2 separate regions of the Homo sapiens genome follow, and region 1 is linked to region 2. The links are chromatin loops, found by intact Hi-C in ENCODE. Cell type or tissue: Caco-2. All regions are shown on one strand.

Region 1 (8,000 bases), 170 kb after region 2:
CCAACATTCAAACCACAGCAGCCTCTTACTCTCACGCTGCAAAACCCCATCACAGGTTTTATCACTACTAATCTCACTGCGTATGGTGAGCACCATCATACCCCAAAAAATAGTCTTTGAATTTAAGAAGCCTTAAGTATTTCTGATTGCTGTGTGACTGTATTGGTTGAATTCCCTCAGAAGCAGGTTTTGATGCAATAATTCAAGGGCACATAGTTTATAATAGAAGAGAGGAGAAGTGAAACAGGAAAGGGAAGAAAGCCAATAGTGCGTTATCAAAGTGGCCACTGTGGGCACCTGAAGCTCAGTCCCACCTGGAACCTGGGAAACTGTATAAAACAGGCAACAGTACGCTTTTCTGAAAAGCCCAGACAGTAAATATTTTTGGCTTTCCAAGCCAGGCAGTCTCTGTCACAACTACTCAACTCTACCACTGGAATGTGAAGACAGTCATAGACCATATGTAAACAAATGATCATGGCTGTGTTCCAATAACACTTTTTTACAAAATGGGTGGTGGCTGGATTTGGTCCTTGGGATTTAGTTTGCTGAGCCCTTGTGTAGAACACACCTTGGAGTTATCCCAACCAAGGGTGAAGAAGTTGGAGTATTTATCAACAGACTCTAATCCGTCATTGGTTAAAAATTGCTTCTAGGAGCATTAATTCTTCAGCACCTCTGGCTGCCCCTGCAGACCAGTGGAAAAGCCCCTCGATCCTGCTGCCCCCCATATCTGATCGATCACCAGGTATGCTGATTTTTTTTTTCTTTTTTGCTAGTTTCTTTTTGTTTTTGTTTTGTTGAGATGGGGTCTCACTCTGTCATCCAGGCTGGACTGCAGTGATGTGATCTCAGGCTCACTGCAACCTCTGCCTCCCAGACTCAGGTGATTCTCCCACCTTAGCCTCCCGAGTAGCTGGGACCACAGGTGCACACCACCATGCCCGGCTAATTTTTGTATTTTTGGTAGAGACAGAGTTTCGCCATGTTGCCCAGGCTAGTCTCGAACTCCTGAGCTCAAGCAACCCACCCAACTTGGCCTCCCAAAGTGTTAGGATTACAGGCATGAGCCACCACTCATACAGCTCATTACTCACGGTAGTTAACGTTCTAAAACATTGCTGCAAGCACTGACTTAGCGAATACTCAATGGAAGATGCTGCTCAAGGCAGGCCCCAATTCCCCACACCCACACTGCATGAGGCTCTTCCCTCACCTGAGTCCCAGGGTCGAATCTTAAGAGGATGTCCTGAGAAGCCTTGGTTTGCCCGTGGATCCACACGGTGCTCCCTGGGGGGACTCTTTTCAGATGCCTGTGTCTCTTTTCAAACAGCCCAGAATCCTCAGGGGAAGCACTAAGGTGAGCATCTCTCAATTTCAGCAAGGGAGAAAATCCCAGCCTTGGTTTTCAATTGATGGAGTTTGAGGGGCTTGTTTTGGAGACAGAGTCTCACTGTGTCACTCAGGCTGGAGTGCAGTGGCATGATCTCAGCTTACTGCAACCTCTGCCTCCCGGGTTCAAGCAATTTGCTGCCTCAGCCTCCAGAGTAGCTGGGATTACAGGTGTGCACCACCATGACTGGATAATTTTTGTTTTTTTTGTTTATTTGGGGTTTTTTTTGTTTTTTGTTTTTTTCAGACGGAGTCTCACTCTGTCACTCAGACTGGAGTGCAACGGCGCGATCTCGGCTCACTGCAACCTCCACTTGCCAGGTCCCAGCAATTCTCCTGCCTCAGCCTCCCGAGTAGATGGGATTACAGGTGCTCGCCACCATGCCCAGGTAATTTTTTGTATTTTTAATAAAGATGGGGTTTCACCACATTGGCCAGGCCAGTCTCAAACTCCTGACCTCAGGTGATCCGCCCACCTCGGCCTCCCAAAGTGCTGGGATTACAGGCATGAGCCACCACACCTGGCCTCTAATTTTTGTTTTTTCAGTAAAGACAGGGTTTTGCCATGTTGGCCAGGCTGGTCTCAAACTCCTGACCTCAAGTGATCTGCCCACCTCGGCCTCCCAAAGTGCTGGGATTACAGGCATGAGCCACCATGCCCAGGCTGCTGTTCTGATGTGTCTTATTTGGATAGTTGGGAAAAAAAACTTTTCCCAGAAGCACTTTCTTCCCACCCTCGTTGTGGAGACATGGATCACAGTCAGGGCTGCTGTGGGCCTACACTTTGCCTTTATGCAAACTGGAGATGGGATCCTCTTTCTCACGCAAGACTTCTCCTTGGAGACACCCCTCTGGTTGAATTTGGGAGTGATTGTGTGTGTACATGTTCCCGACAGTGTGGTCTCAATGGAAGATGCTGAGAGGGATTTATGATCTAAAACTGCATGGTCCAATATGGCAACCATCAGCCACATAATGCTATTTCAATTTAATATTAAATTAGTTAAAATTAAATAAAATCAAAAATTCATTTGTTCGTCAGTTGTACTGGCCACACTTCAAGTGCTCAGTAGCTACATGTGGCTAGTGTCTGTTGTATTCAAAAGAACATTTTCATCAACACAGAAAGATCTATGGGACAGAGCTGCTCTATAATTCAGCCAGAAGGTCAGAAGCTTCATGCCTGAGCACTCTTGTCAGTTAATGTATGTGTATGATGTGAATGATGCCCTCTTAGGTGTGGTACCTTCGGACTGTGTGCAACATGAACACCGATGTGTGGCGCCCCAACTGCATGCTCATTCATAAACCAAGACTCCTAGGATTGCCTTGGTCTTAGACCAACCAGGAGTCAGTCCTGGTGTTTGAAATACCTCCTCTCACTGCATGTGACCACTCAAAAGAGAGTGGAAACTACAAAATCAAGACTGCGGCAACTGAAGCTGGACGTGGGATTATGCCTGTAATCCCAGCACTTTGGGAGGCTGAGGCAGGAGGATCAGTTGAGGACAGGAGTTCAAGACCAGCCTGCACAATAAAGCAAGACCCCTGTCTCTTCGAAAAATAATTTTAAAAAGTTAGCCTAGCATAGTGGCATGGTGGTATGCACCTGTAGTCCCAGCTACTTGGGAGGCTAAGGCAGGAGGATCGCCTGAGCCCAAGAGTTTGAGGCTGCAGAGAGCTGTGTTCATGCCACTGTGCTCCAGCCTGGGCAACAGAGCAAGGCTCTATCTCTAAAGAGTAAAAAATACATTAAAAATAAAAATTTTAATTTAATTTTTTTTTTTTTTTGGGAGATGGTATCTTGCTCTGTCACCCAGGCTGGAGTGCAGTGGTGTGATCTCGGCTCACTGCAACCTCTGCCTCCCAGGTTCATGCAATTCTCCTGCCTCAGCCTCCCAAGTAGCTGAGATTACAGACACGTGCCACCATGTCTGGTTAAATTCTGTATTTTTCAATAGAGACAGAGTTTCACCATGTTGGCCAGGCTGGTCTCGAACTTCTGACCTCAAGTGATCCACCCGCCTCGGCCTCCCAAAGTGCTGGGATTACAGGCATGAGCCACTGCACCTGGCCAAAAAAATTTAAAAAAATTTAAGAGACTTTGGAAACAAGAAGATAGGGTGGATTACAATTGGCATACAACTCATAAGGTGATCGTATGAGTTAAAATAAAACATCCAGAGCAGTGTGTATAATCCCTAGAGCATAAGTACCTAAGGGATCTTAGCTTAGGTACTTTAATCATAATCATTATTGACTGATCATCGCATCTCCATTGTGGTTTGACCACCGCCAGAGCAGAGTGTCTCACAAGAATGCCAAAGAAGCACTGTGGGGATCCCCATTTCCTGCTGGGCACAACAGAGCAATGGAAGACACTTGTCCCATCTTCTCCCATTGTGGCTTTCCATGAGGGCATTCCTAAGTGTCTTGGCCCTCTGGTACCCAGGGGCCTTCTGAGTCCTCTAAGAGGGGTTGGTTGTGTACAACAACAGCAGATGCTGAACTCCAAGGGCTGGCCGAGGCAGCCTGGGCCAAAGAAATTGGGCCCTCCTCCCCCTAAATGAGAGTGCAAATGAACATGCCTGTCACAGCCACCTCCAGAGAGATGAAGGCAGATTCGTAGAGATGGGATCTCCCAGATAAAACCTTATAAGAGCTTTGGGCTTCTTGGGAAATAGTCTCGATGAGCACAACAAACAGAGTTGCTTTTATCTTCTTCGCACTCTAAAGACTGAGTGTTTAATATTCCAAAGCAGGCCAATTTGTCAAACAAAATAATGAACGTTCGTGGTTAGAACTATGCAGCAGCATCAGACACTTTGACTTCAAAGGCTACACCCTCTTTCATTATCAAAGATTACTAAATATCAACACATTAGGATGAAGCCCACAGTTCATTAATGCTGAATATAATTGCATCAGGCTGTCCATACTGGCTTTTCCACTGGGCTGAATCTGTTGTTTATGGAGATTTGCTGTAGGGAATATATTTGCATATATAGTGAGAGTAAATGCCTAATAGAGGAAGAAGTTTACCTCTAAGGTGGTGGTCTTCCCTACCAGACTGGGTCTCCAGGCACAGCTCTCTGCCACCTTCTATTAATCTCATTGTCACTTGACTTAGAGCAAATACAAAAAAGTGGTTAAGACCCAGCTAGGAAAATGGGTCAATGTACGGAATTAACCTGAAAGAAATTTGAGGAGTTCTTTGTTTGTTTTCAAATTCTCTATTGCTTCTGTGCATGAACTCCATGTAAAATTGCAGTAAGAAAATTATTTATGTCTGAAACAGGTTAAAATATCTTTCTAGACATCATCTTGAATTTAACCACAACTGTACTTGTATCCCCAAAGCAAAACTCTGGAATTCCACTGAATGGTGGCATCATCTGGTGGACATAAATGATACTGCAACTCCCCTACAGTTTCTGTCATCCCTCTGTGAGAAATATTAATTTCTTAATTGTGCTAAATTACTCAGAAATTATCGTAAACCACAGAAGTTTCTTCTATTAAGCATCTTCAATTAAGCTGCACATCTCCAAATTGGTATAGCCCTCCTAGACTGTCATAAAACTCTTATAATCTGATAGAGTCTGAGACTATTTTCCATATTTTTTTTTTTTTTTTGAGACAGAGTCTCACTCTGTCACCCAGGCTGCAGTGCAATGATGTGATCTTGGCTCACTGCAACTTCCACCTCCTGAGTTCAAGTGATTCTCCTGCCTCAGCCTCCCATGTAGCTGGGATTACAGGTGTGCGCCACCACACTCAGCTAATTTTTTGCATTTTTAGTAGAGATGGGGTTTCACCATGTTGGCCAGGCTGGTCTCGAAATCCTGACCTCAAGTGGTCTGCCCACCTTGGCCTCCCGAAGTGTTGGGATTACAGGTGTGAGCCACCGCGCCCAGCCCATAATTTTTAAATTGTTTGGTATATAGATCTTATCTCACCCCAGCAGGTCATGAACTCCTTGAGGACAAGTCGTTCAACTCTTTTTTATACCTCATACTTCCTACTATCTTAGTGGGTTCTCAATAACGACTTGTCCAGGACCGAATAATTCACACAACGTATGGATATGTACATTAAAGAGAACAGAATGTGCAACTGCAAGTGTACAGAATTTGGGGACAAAATCCCAGGGATCTCCTCATCTCTGTTGGTGAGACTGTAAATTGGTACAGCCATTATGGAAAACAGTATGTCAGTTCCTCAAAAGACTGAAAATAGAATTACCATATCATCCAGCAATCTCACTTCTAGGTATATATCCAAAGGAATTTATATCTCCACTCTTGTGTTCACTGAAGCATTATTCACAATAACCAAGATATGGAAACAACATAGAAGTCCATAGACCAATGACTAGATCAAGAAAATGTGGCATATATACAATGGAATATTATACAGCCTTAAAAAATAAGGAAATCCTGCCATTTGCAACAACATGAATGAACCTAGAGGATGTTATGCTAAGTGAAATAAGCTAGACACAGAGAGACAAATACTGCATGATCTCACGTAAACTTCTAAACAAACTCTAAAACTTCGACTCCTAAACAGGTTCTCAAGAAGTTGAACTCCTGGAAGTAGAGAGTAGAGAGGTGGTTGCTAGCGGCTGGAGGGCAGACGAAATAAAGATGTTGGTGAAAGGTTACAAAATTTTAGTTACAAGATTAACATATTCCGGGTTTCATGTACAACGTGGTAGCTATAGTCGATAATAATGTTTGTATACTTGAAACTACTAAGAGAATAGTAAACAGATCTTTTTTTTTTTTTTTTCTAGATGGAGTTCCACTTTGTCATCCAGGCTGGAATGCAATATTACGATCTCGGCTCACTGCAACCTCCACCTCCCAGGTTCAAGCGATTCTCCTGCCTCAACCTCCTGAGCAGCTGGGACAATGGGCACCCGCCACCACGCCTGGCTGATTTTTGTATTTTTAGTAGAGACGGGGTTTCACCATGATAGCCAGGCTGGTCTTGAGCTCCTCGCCTCAAGTGATCCACCCGCGTCAGCCTCCCAAAGTGCTAGGATTACAGGCGTGAGCCACTGCGCCCTGCCGAGAATAGATCTTAAATGTTCCCACCACACACAAAAGAATAGTAACTATATGAAGTGATGGATATGTTAATTGTGGTAATCACTTCATAGTGCATATACATATATCAAAACATCACATTGTACATCTTAAATAGAAACAATTTTTTTTTTGAGATGGAGTCTCACTCTGTCACCCAGGCTGGAGTGCAGTGGTGTAATCTCAGCTCACTGCAAGTTCCGCCTCCCAGGTTCACACCATTCTTCAGCCTCCTGAGTAGCTGGGTCTACAGGCACCCGCCACCACACTTGGTTAATTTTTTTTTTTTTTTTTTTTTTTTTTTTAGTAGAGACGGGGTTTCACCATGTTAGCCAGGATGGTCTCGATCTCCTGACCTCGTTATCCACCCACCTCGGCCTCCCAAAGTGCTGGAATTACAGGCGTAAGCCACCGCACCCGGCAAATATAAAAAATTTTTACGTGTCAAAAATAAACAAATACACCTGCTGTAGTGGCTCACACCTTTAATCTCAGCACTTTGGGAGGCCAAGATGGAGGATCGCTTGAGGCCAGAAGTTTAATACCAGCCTGGGCAAAATAGCAAGATCCTGTCTATACAAAACCAAAAATTTTTGAATTAGCCAGGCATGATGGTGCACATCTGTAGTCTCAGCTACTCACGAGGCTGAGGTAAGAGGATCAACTGAGGCCAGAAGTTTGAGGTTACAGTGAGCTATGATCACACCACTGCACTCCAGCCTGGGCAGCAGAGCAAGACCATGTCAAATAAATAAATACATAAATAACAAAACACCAGGGGTTCTTGCTCCAGATCCTCCGTTTGATAGCTGTGTGGCATTTGAGCAATATCTACAAGTTGCTTTTTGCATCTGTAAATTGAGTATATTAATAGCTCTCTTGCAGCATTATCTTAAAAAATCAATGAGATCATTGGAGTGAAAGAGGAGTGTCAACTGTGAATCATTATTAGTTGCTCTTACTGTCCTTTATCTTCCTCCTCCCTGGACAGTTGAGCGTGCATTTTTTGCTTTATTGATATTATGTCCATCATGGTCATTGTGCCATAAAATGGCAAGATAAATTGTCCCTTGAAGCCAGGATCATGCTGGCCATCTCTCTTCTTGGATGTACAGAATAGACAAGGCTCCTTCTTACTCTGCCACCCCGCCCCAACCAAAACAAACAAACAAAAATCTAGGTACAGGAAAGAGGAAATGTGACTTGGCAGCTGCTCACCAAAGACAACTGGAGTCATCTACTTGATTGGAGGTTCCACATGATGAAATTGGACAGCCACAGGGTTGGGAGCTTGTGGGCCCTCGGAGGAGGTTAATAGAAGGGCAGTTTGTGGGGAGGTGAGAGTTCCCTCTCGCCCCTCTCATATCTGCTCTAAACCAACCACATCTAAGACACTATTTATACCTTTGAGCACCAACCTGTAAAATTTCAACAGGAGGAAGGATCCCAAGCAGCAGATTTCTCCCTTGGAGAGCTGGTCTCCAAGAGAAAGAGGGAATTGAGCTTCAGGGAAAT
Region 2 (8,000 bases):
TATGTTATCAGCTTTCCCAGCCTGTCCATCAGAGACCCATGCCAAGCAACTTGTGAAATTATATTACTCTAAAGTCTTTCTGGAACTTTCAGTAGCTAGCCCATATGGACAGGATCCAAAGTGGACTCACAGTATATTTTCTCTGATGTGGGAACAGTTTATGACAAGAGAATAATGAAAATCTAAATTGCCTTGTACAATTTATTGTATTTTATTTTTGTTCTTGGCTTCTTGCGTATCTACCAAGGAGAAAAGAGGAAATAATTTTTTAAGAGTACTTTTATTCATTTAGCAACAAGTCTTTTTTTTTTTTTTTCCATTTTAGCAGAGCCAAATGAAGATTCTTCAAGATATGGTATCTTTTCACTTGGCTGTTTCTGCCTGGGTGACTCAGAGGATAAGTATTTGGGAAAGACATGAATGGTAGTGCCAGGGTCCACCAGCCCAGAAGCATTGGACGCATTTTATCATAGGACCATGAGTTGGACAAAATTTTATAGGTGAGAAAAAAAGAAATGGGCTGGAGAAGGGAGACTGTCATCTCTCTTGGCTTGCTCTGTCTCCTCCTCTCACCCATCAAGTCAAGGGAACCAGACGCCCAAAGCCAAGTTCATCAGTCCCTCCATCGGCACTGAAAAAATCCATCAGTGTTCATAAGCTGCTAAGCTTGTGTAAACTGAATGCCATCTCCAAATTTCCAGTCTTGCCAACAAGCTGAAACAGGAGAAAGAATATGCAACCAGATGGGGGTCACAGCATTTTAAGTGCTTTCTTCAAGATTAAGAGTTGGTAGAACCAAGAAAAGGAAAAGACATACAGAATGTCTTCAGCTCATGTATCCACAGATCTCTGTCTTGTTCAGGTATATCTAAGCTCATCCACTGGAAGAGGAGAACAATATTTTATCCTGAAAAATCTACTGCTTCGTAAACAAATCAATACATTTCTTGTGAAAATCTTTTATAAAAATGTCCTAGACTGGTTTCCTTAGCCTTCATTGCATGTGTTACTCATGATCCATGAATCACACAAAGTTCTCACTGACCTTCTTTTCTACAGAGATATTTTTTGCGGGAACCAGAAAACATTTTGTCGTTTTTGTGAAAGACTATTTTCCATTCTAAGCTTTCCATAGAAAACTATATTTATCTGTGGTTTGACACATTAAGCATCACTACTCAACTTAATTTGTTCTTATGGGTCCTTAAGAGTCTAAAAAAGACCGGGCTGGGTGTGGTAGCTCACGCTTGTAATGCCAACACTTTGGGAGGCTGAAGTGGGAGGATCACTTGAGGTCAGGAGTTCAAGACCAGCCTGGCCAACATGGCAAAACCCCATCTCTACTAGAAATATAAAAATTAGCCAGGTGTAGGCCGGAGACGGTGGCTCACGCCTGTAATCCCAGCACTTTGGGAGGCCGAGGTGGGCGGATCACGAGGTCAGGAGATCGAGACCATCCTGGCTAATACGGTGAAACCCCGTCTCTACTAAAAATATAAAAAATTAGCCGGGTGCAGTGGCAGGCGCCTGTAGTCCCAGCTACTTGGGAGGCTGAGGCAGGAGAATGGCGTGAACCACAGAGGCGGAGCTTGCAGTGAGCCGAGATTGTGCCACTGCACTCCAGCCTGGGAGACAGCGAGACTCCGTCTCAAAAAAAAAAAAAAAAAAAAAAAAAAAAAAAAATTAGCCAGATGTGGTGGTGGAGTGCCTGTAATCCCAGCTACTCGGAGGCTGAAGCAAGGGAATCACTTGAGCCTGGGAGGCAGAGGTTTCAGTGAGCTGAGATTGCCCTAATCCACTCCAGCCTGGATTTTTGTTGGAAGAAACAAAAAAGGCTAAAGAAGACCAGAAGTCTGCTCCTTTGTAAATGGGACTCTTGGGTGGTGGCATGAATATTACAGACTCCTGTTAACATCAGATGACAAAGCAAGGTCACCTCTTTGCTTCTAAGTCTCACATTGTAAAATTAATTTCACCGAACCAGATTCAGCAATTGGAAGAATGGCAGTATCGTAGGAGAGACTAGAACCCTCTCGTCATAGTTTCCCAGGTGATGGTGAAGAAAATCCTTGGGCCAACAGACAGAACACAGAAAACGCTCCCTATAATTAGGTGAAGGGATCCAAAGTGTAGGTGTGCCTATATCCATAGTAGTGTATTCAAAATCTGACACCACTAAGCATTATGATCTGGGAACCACCTGCATCCCATTGAGAACTCACTTAGATAGAAAGGTTTGTTTCCAATTCACATTCCAAGGCCTCATCTCAGACCAACCAACCATATCAGAATCTAGAGGTGGGGCCCATGAATCAGCTCTCTAGACTGTTCATAAGTCCACTAAGATTTCAGAACCCCTGCCCTGAAAGCTGACCCTCACAAAAGTTCCATCCAACAGGGAGTTATCTAGGGAGTGGTAAAAGGTAAAGACATTTGGCCCAGGTAGTGATGGAACCAGGGAAATTCTAGCCTAAGAAAAGCAGATAAAAGATAAGACGAACATGGTCAGAGTGATGACCGTTGACAAGGAAAGATGGCCAGGACCAACTACAGATTCCCTTCGATGTAGAATTTTAAAATTCTAAATCACTAAACTTTTGGGAAATGCTGAGTTAAGGGTGTTAAACGGTGCTATTAGCATAACTGTACCTTTTAAAACCAAATCACTAAACTGCTATTTAAACTGTTAAGCTTAAGGATTTTGAAGCTAATCGGATTATTTAGGATGTGATTTTAATGTAAGTAGAGTCCAAACAAGAATGGCAATTTTCTATTAAATCTTGAAGGTTTTTGAAATCAATTCATCTTAAATCTGAATTTGGGGCACTTGGTGCTCAGAGAGAAAGGGACATCTCAGTGGCATCTGTCTCCTAGTCACTGGTTAGCTTCATCTTGATGCAATGAGATGTAATATATTCCCTTCAGCTTTTTGAGAAAATGACAAGGAAGACTTGGGGTTATCTCTCTCATGCCTCCCTCATCCATGAGTCCTCTTAGTACTGTTCAAAAGATGACGGAACTAGAATGTAAGAAAACCTGGGTTCTGAGCTCTACAAATCCCCTAACTAGACTGGATAAGTCATTTAACCTTGGTAGGTTGCAGCTTCCTAGTCAGTAAAATGAAAAAGTTAGACCAGATTATCCTCTGGCTCTAACATTCGAAATGTAACATTACACACAATAGTGATGCTGTGCTTTAGGCTTTAAATAGGATTAAATAGATCCCATAAGCATGTCCATTTATTTTCCCCTAAAGAGAAATGTAATATGTCAAAATAATCCTGTTGTTAATATTGTGACTTGGAGTGGAAAAAGCATACATGGAAAGAAACAAACACTACTGTGGACTTCAATACCACTGAGTTCTAGGATCCTCGTCCTTCCCTCTCTCTTCCCACTGTCCTTTGATTCCCTGCCTTTCCCTATTCTCATCCTCAGTCAGCTAATTCCCCTTGTTGGATATACATGGAATATAAACCATAATACAATTTGCATATAAAACTCGCTTCTCAAAAATACTGTTGAGGCTAGTATCTTAGATTAGCCTGAAGAAGTTGTTTAAAAGCCCTTTTATTAAAGAGTTTATTTAAAGAAAAAAAACAGAATGTTTACACGGGCTTTAGAGCAACTTGGTTTTGAGTGTGTGTGTGTGTGTGTGTGTGTGTGTGTGTGTGTGTGTTTTGAGACAGGGTCTCAGTCTGTCACCCATGCTGGAGAGCAGTGACCTGATCATAGTTCACTAAAGCCTCAAGCTCCTGGGCTCATGCAACCCTCCTGCCTCAGTTTTCCCAGTAGCTGGGACCACAGATGCTCACCACCATGTCTGGCTAATTTTTACAATTTTTTATAGAGGTGAAGTCTCACTATGTTGCCCAAGCTAGTCTCATACTCCTGGTCTCAAGCAATCCTCCTCCCTCAGCTGCGACAGGATTACAGGTATGAGCCATCAGGCCCGGCCTGAGTGTATATCTTTTTAACATAGATTTTGGCTAGTTTCATCACATTGGTCTTTCTTTCATTAACTTATCTCTCCTTTTTGCATCACTCTAGACCCAGCTATTTCATCTGAGCTCCCCACAAATTCCTCTACCCTTCTCTATTACAAAAAGGCTCAATCAAAAATCTCCAAGGCATCCTTAAAAAAAAAAGGTAATATTTCCTGGCTTATATTTTATTTAAATACACTTGTAGGAGTTTTACCTTCCCAGATACCACTACTTTGGAAATTTTCACCTCCACTCTCCTAATACTTTATTGTTTCCAAATAAAATTTATAATAATTATTCATTGCCTCTTTGCAAATAAAATGAGCTCAATATCCGGCCAGGTGCGGTGGCTCACGCCTGTAATCCCAGCACTTTGGGAGGTCCGGGGGGGGGGTGGGGCAGATCACAAGGTCAGGGGTTCGAGACCAGCCTGACCAACATTGTGAAACCCTGTCTGTACTAAAAATACAAAAATTAGCCAGGTATGGTGGCGGGCGCCTGTAATCTCAGCAACTCAGGAGGCTGAGGCAGGAGAATCACTTGAACCCGGGAGGTGGAGGTTGCAGTGAGCCGAGATCACACCATTGCACTCCAGGCTGGGCAACAGAGTGAGACTCTGTCCCCAAAAAAATACATAAATAAAATGAGCTCAATACAATGGTGTGTCCTTTCTGTTTTCTATAGCAATAGGCTGACCTCCATTTCAGCATGGCTTAAATGAGTCATTTTGTATATTGCCAGGCCCTGGGCTCTGCCTGTACTATTCTGGTTACATCATTACCCACAAAAGATTTACAAACAGGTTTCCATGGCAAGCTACAAGAACAAATGAAAGAAGTCCAAGAGAAGTGTAAACAGAAAAGATAAGTCTCGGTCAATTTCTGATGAAACTGGAATGCAAGCTACCCAAAGCAACGACTTCAATCACCACAACTGAAATGATTGTCATTCCCCTGAAACACGACAGGAACCGCCCAATAAATGAAGACATTGGACTTTTTTATGGATGTAATAGTCACAGCTCCATGAGAAAGACTCTAGTAGCACAAGGGCAGTCACCTTCTGTATACCAATTTTTTTCCTTGTTTAATGGTCTAGACAAGTGTTACTGCTGTAATTTGTGACCCTACGTGAAATGAACATTCGTAATAATCTCCTTTTGAATCTTGATGTTTTCTGTAACCCTGGTAGCTAAGTGCTGATAACAACAATTATCTAAATGTTGCAAAAGGATGAAATCAGTAACAATGGGTCTACTGAAAAGAGGCAAAAATGTGAGTGGATATGAATTTATAACAGCAATAGGGCTAAAGCTGCAGGGCCCTTTCATGTAGGAGGATAGCAACACACACACACACTCATTCACATACACACACATTCTCACTCACACGTGCACACATACGTACACACACTTGTACACATTCACACACACTGTCACACAGAGAGTGCAGAAATGAAAGGAGACATTTTCACGCATCCACACAAAAGACAAAGATCAAACTATGACTCTTTCCTCTTTGCAGCCCTACAACTCTTCCTATCACACAGCAGGTCATCAATAAATGCTCATTGAATTGAAATATGGTACCAAATGCAGACTCAGGAAACCCAATGGTATTTAATAATTATTATGCAAATAAAACTGCATCTTTTCACACAGAAATAGGGGTGACTTGTTCTACCTCCCTTAGTAATGAGAAGCCATTCTGGACATCTTACTGCTAGACCTGGAATAATTTCTTGTTTCTCAATTCCCTCTCTTAAAAATTCCTCCCTTCCCAATCAATCCATGAAGATAAACTCAGTTCATTTGGTGTCCTACAAGATTGTTACAGGAGCGCATAAATACACTCCTATATACATATGTATCATCATAAGCTGAATGTATATAGAAAACAAAAAAAATTAAGGAAGTCCTCCTCTGGCCAGCTTTCCCCCATGGCCTCTCACTTGAACAGTTGTTTTGCCTGTAGCCACAGGTTTAGCAAAGAAATCAAAGTGAGATAAATCTAGCCAGGCATGGCGGCTCACACCTGTAATCTCATAATCCCAACAATTTGTAAGGTGGAACCAGAAACATCACTTGAGCCCAGGAGTTCGAGACCAGCCTGGGCATCACAGCAAGAAACCACACCCACCAAAAAAAAAATAGCTGGACATGGTGGCACACACCTGCGGTCCTATCTACTCGGAAGGCTAAGGCGGTAGGATGGCATGAGCCCAGGAGCTCACGGCTTCAGTGAGCCATGATCGTGCCACTGCACTCCAGCCTGGGTAACAGAGAAAGACCCTGTCTCTAAAAATAAAAATAAAATCAAAACAGAGTGAAGCATATATACCTTTTTCATAGACATATCATTTTTTAAAATGACATGAACCTACTGAGTAAATTATTAAACTAAAAGTGACGGGTATGAATTCAATGATTCCCATTTCTTCTTCTATAACCTCACACACTGAGTAGCCCACCCACCGACATGGCTGCTTTGCTCAGCTTGCTTCCCTCCTCTCCTTTCGCGTCCTCCCCTGTCTGGTGCCAGCCTGTGTTCTGTCCCTTCACACCAGCTTGCCATTGCTATTCCTGCCATCTGGAGTCGGTTTTCAGTATCTCTGTCTCATCAGCTCTCCATCTATTTTAAAATATCATCTGAAAACATATGTTCCCCCAACCACCACCCCTTTCAATTTCCTCTCTGCTTTTATTTATTTCATCTTGACTTCCTTTAGCTCTGAAAAACTCATCTGATTCACTTCAGAAAACTGCTCTACAAAGGGCCGTAACTGCATTTGATATGAAAGATTGTAATCTCTCAGATTTGAAATATCTCATATGAGTGGCCAGCACATGTTCTTCCATTTTATCTCCATGAAAGGATGGAAGGAGGGAGAAAGACTGTGAGCCAGGAAATGAGGGTATTTCCAACATTAAAATCACCTTGAATGTTGCAGATCAGTTGCAAGTGTTCACTGTTGCACACTCCTCTGTTGAACAAGGCCAAAGAAGCCAGCCCAAGATATTACAGTCACTGAAGTTTTGAAAGCAGGCTGTTCTGAACATCTTTGTAAACACTTATAACTCAATAAGAAACTGTTGAACCCCTATTTAGGTTTGCCAATAACAGAGTTGCAAAAAAATAAAATAAAATAAAAACAAGAAGTCCTCCTCAATCCTTTCTATTTCCCTTAAAAACACGCCCAATAACCTGGCCTAAAAAGAAACAAAACCCCAAAACAGGGAGGGGATGAATGTGCTTAGACACCCACTCAGTCAAAAACTTCCATTTCCAGACTGCCCGGCCATCACATTCTATTGACTCTTTAGTTTCCCTAATTAACCTCTGCTGCTGTGATCACCCCCTTTTAATTCTCTTGGCGAGCATTTACTAAGCGTGTGTGGGATGTGTGGTACCCGACCATTCCCCACCATCAGCCGGTCCTTTTCCACGCTGTGCTGTTGACTGTGTTTCTTTCATCCCACTTGCCTTTTCTTTCTTTATTCCCTCTCGCCACAGTGAAGAAGCTGAAAAATGAGGAGCTCACTCGCAAACTCTGCTCCATTGTCAGCTGTGCGGGCTGCCGCAGTTGTTAGAGCTGGAAGAATCGATGTTGCTAAGCAACACTTTTGCACCCTGTGTAAAAGATAAAGAGTGCAAAGCATGGCTCTGAGGATGAGGCCGTCCAGTTTCCCGTGAACCCTGGGGGGCTGACCTCTGTGCAATCAACAGAAAAATGTAGATTCTGTTAATACAGGGCTTGGGGAGGAAAGTTCTTCAATTTTCTTCCTTTTTCTTTAGATCATTTCTAATTTTCTCCAAAAGAAATATGACCTGATGGGCAAAGAGATGGATATCAAACCCCTAGTTTGGGTTTCCAGGATTGGTTTTGCTACAGATTTCCTTGTTGAACAGAGCTACTTCATTCTATATCCTTCCATGACTCCGTTTCTTCCCTGTGAAAAAGTGGAAATGAAAATCAGCTGCTTCACAAAATTGTAAAAGTGAAGTACTCAGCAAT

The links. Hi-C counts contacts between places; a loop is a spot of excess contacts. Peaks named below come from ENCODE experiments on the same cell type or tissue, not always from the same donor. Only the 100,000 strongest peaks of a DNase experiment are listed, where the experiment ranks them.
Region 1: a loop joins it to region 2, with 2.9 times the contacts of the local background. A loop is called at or near these places in 24 of 110 quality-filtered maps.

What each region holds. Positions count from the first base shown.
Region 1 is chr10:21,265,357-21,273,356 of GRCh38, forward strand. It overlaps a transcript of NEBL not described here. Among named protein-coding and RNA genes, the nearest start is that of NEBL-AS1, 95 kb to the left of the region's middle. In Caco-2, a CTCF peak has its summit at 4,783 (motif pointing left); no DNase peak of the experiment used is centred here.
Region 2 is chr10:21,092,850-21,100,849 of GRCh38, forward strand. It overlaps a transcript of NEBL not described here. Among named protein-coding and RNA genes, the nearest start is that of NEBL-AS1, 77 kb to the right of the region's middle. RefSeq lists an enhancer at 4,751-5,045. In Caco-2, no CTCF peak of the experiment used is centred here; a DNase peak (open chromatin) is centred at 4,822.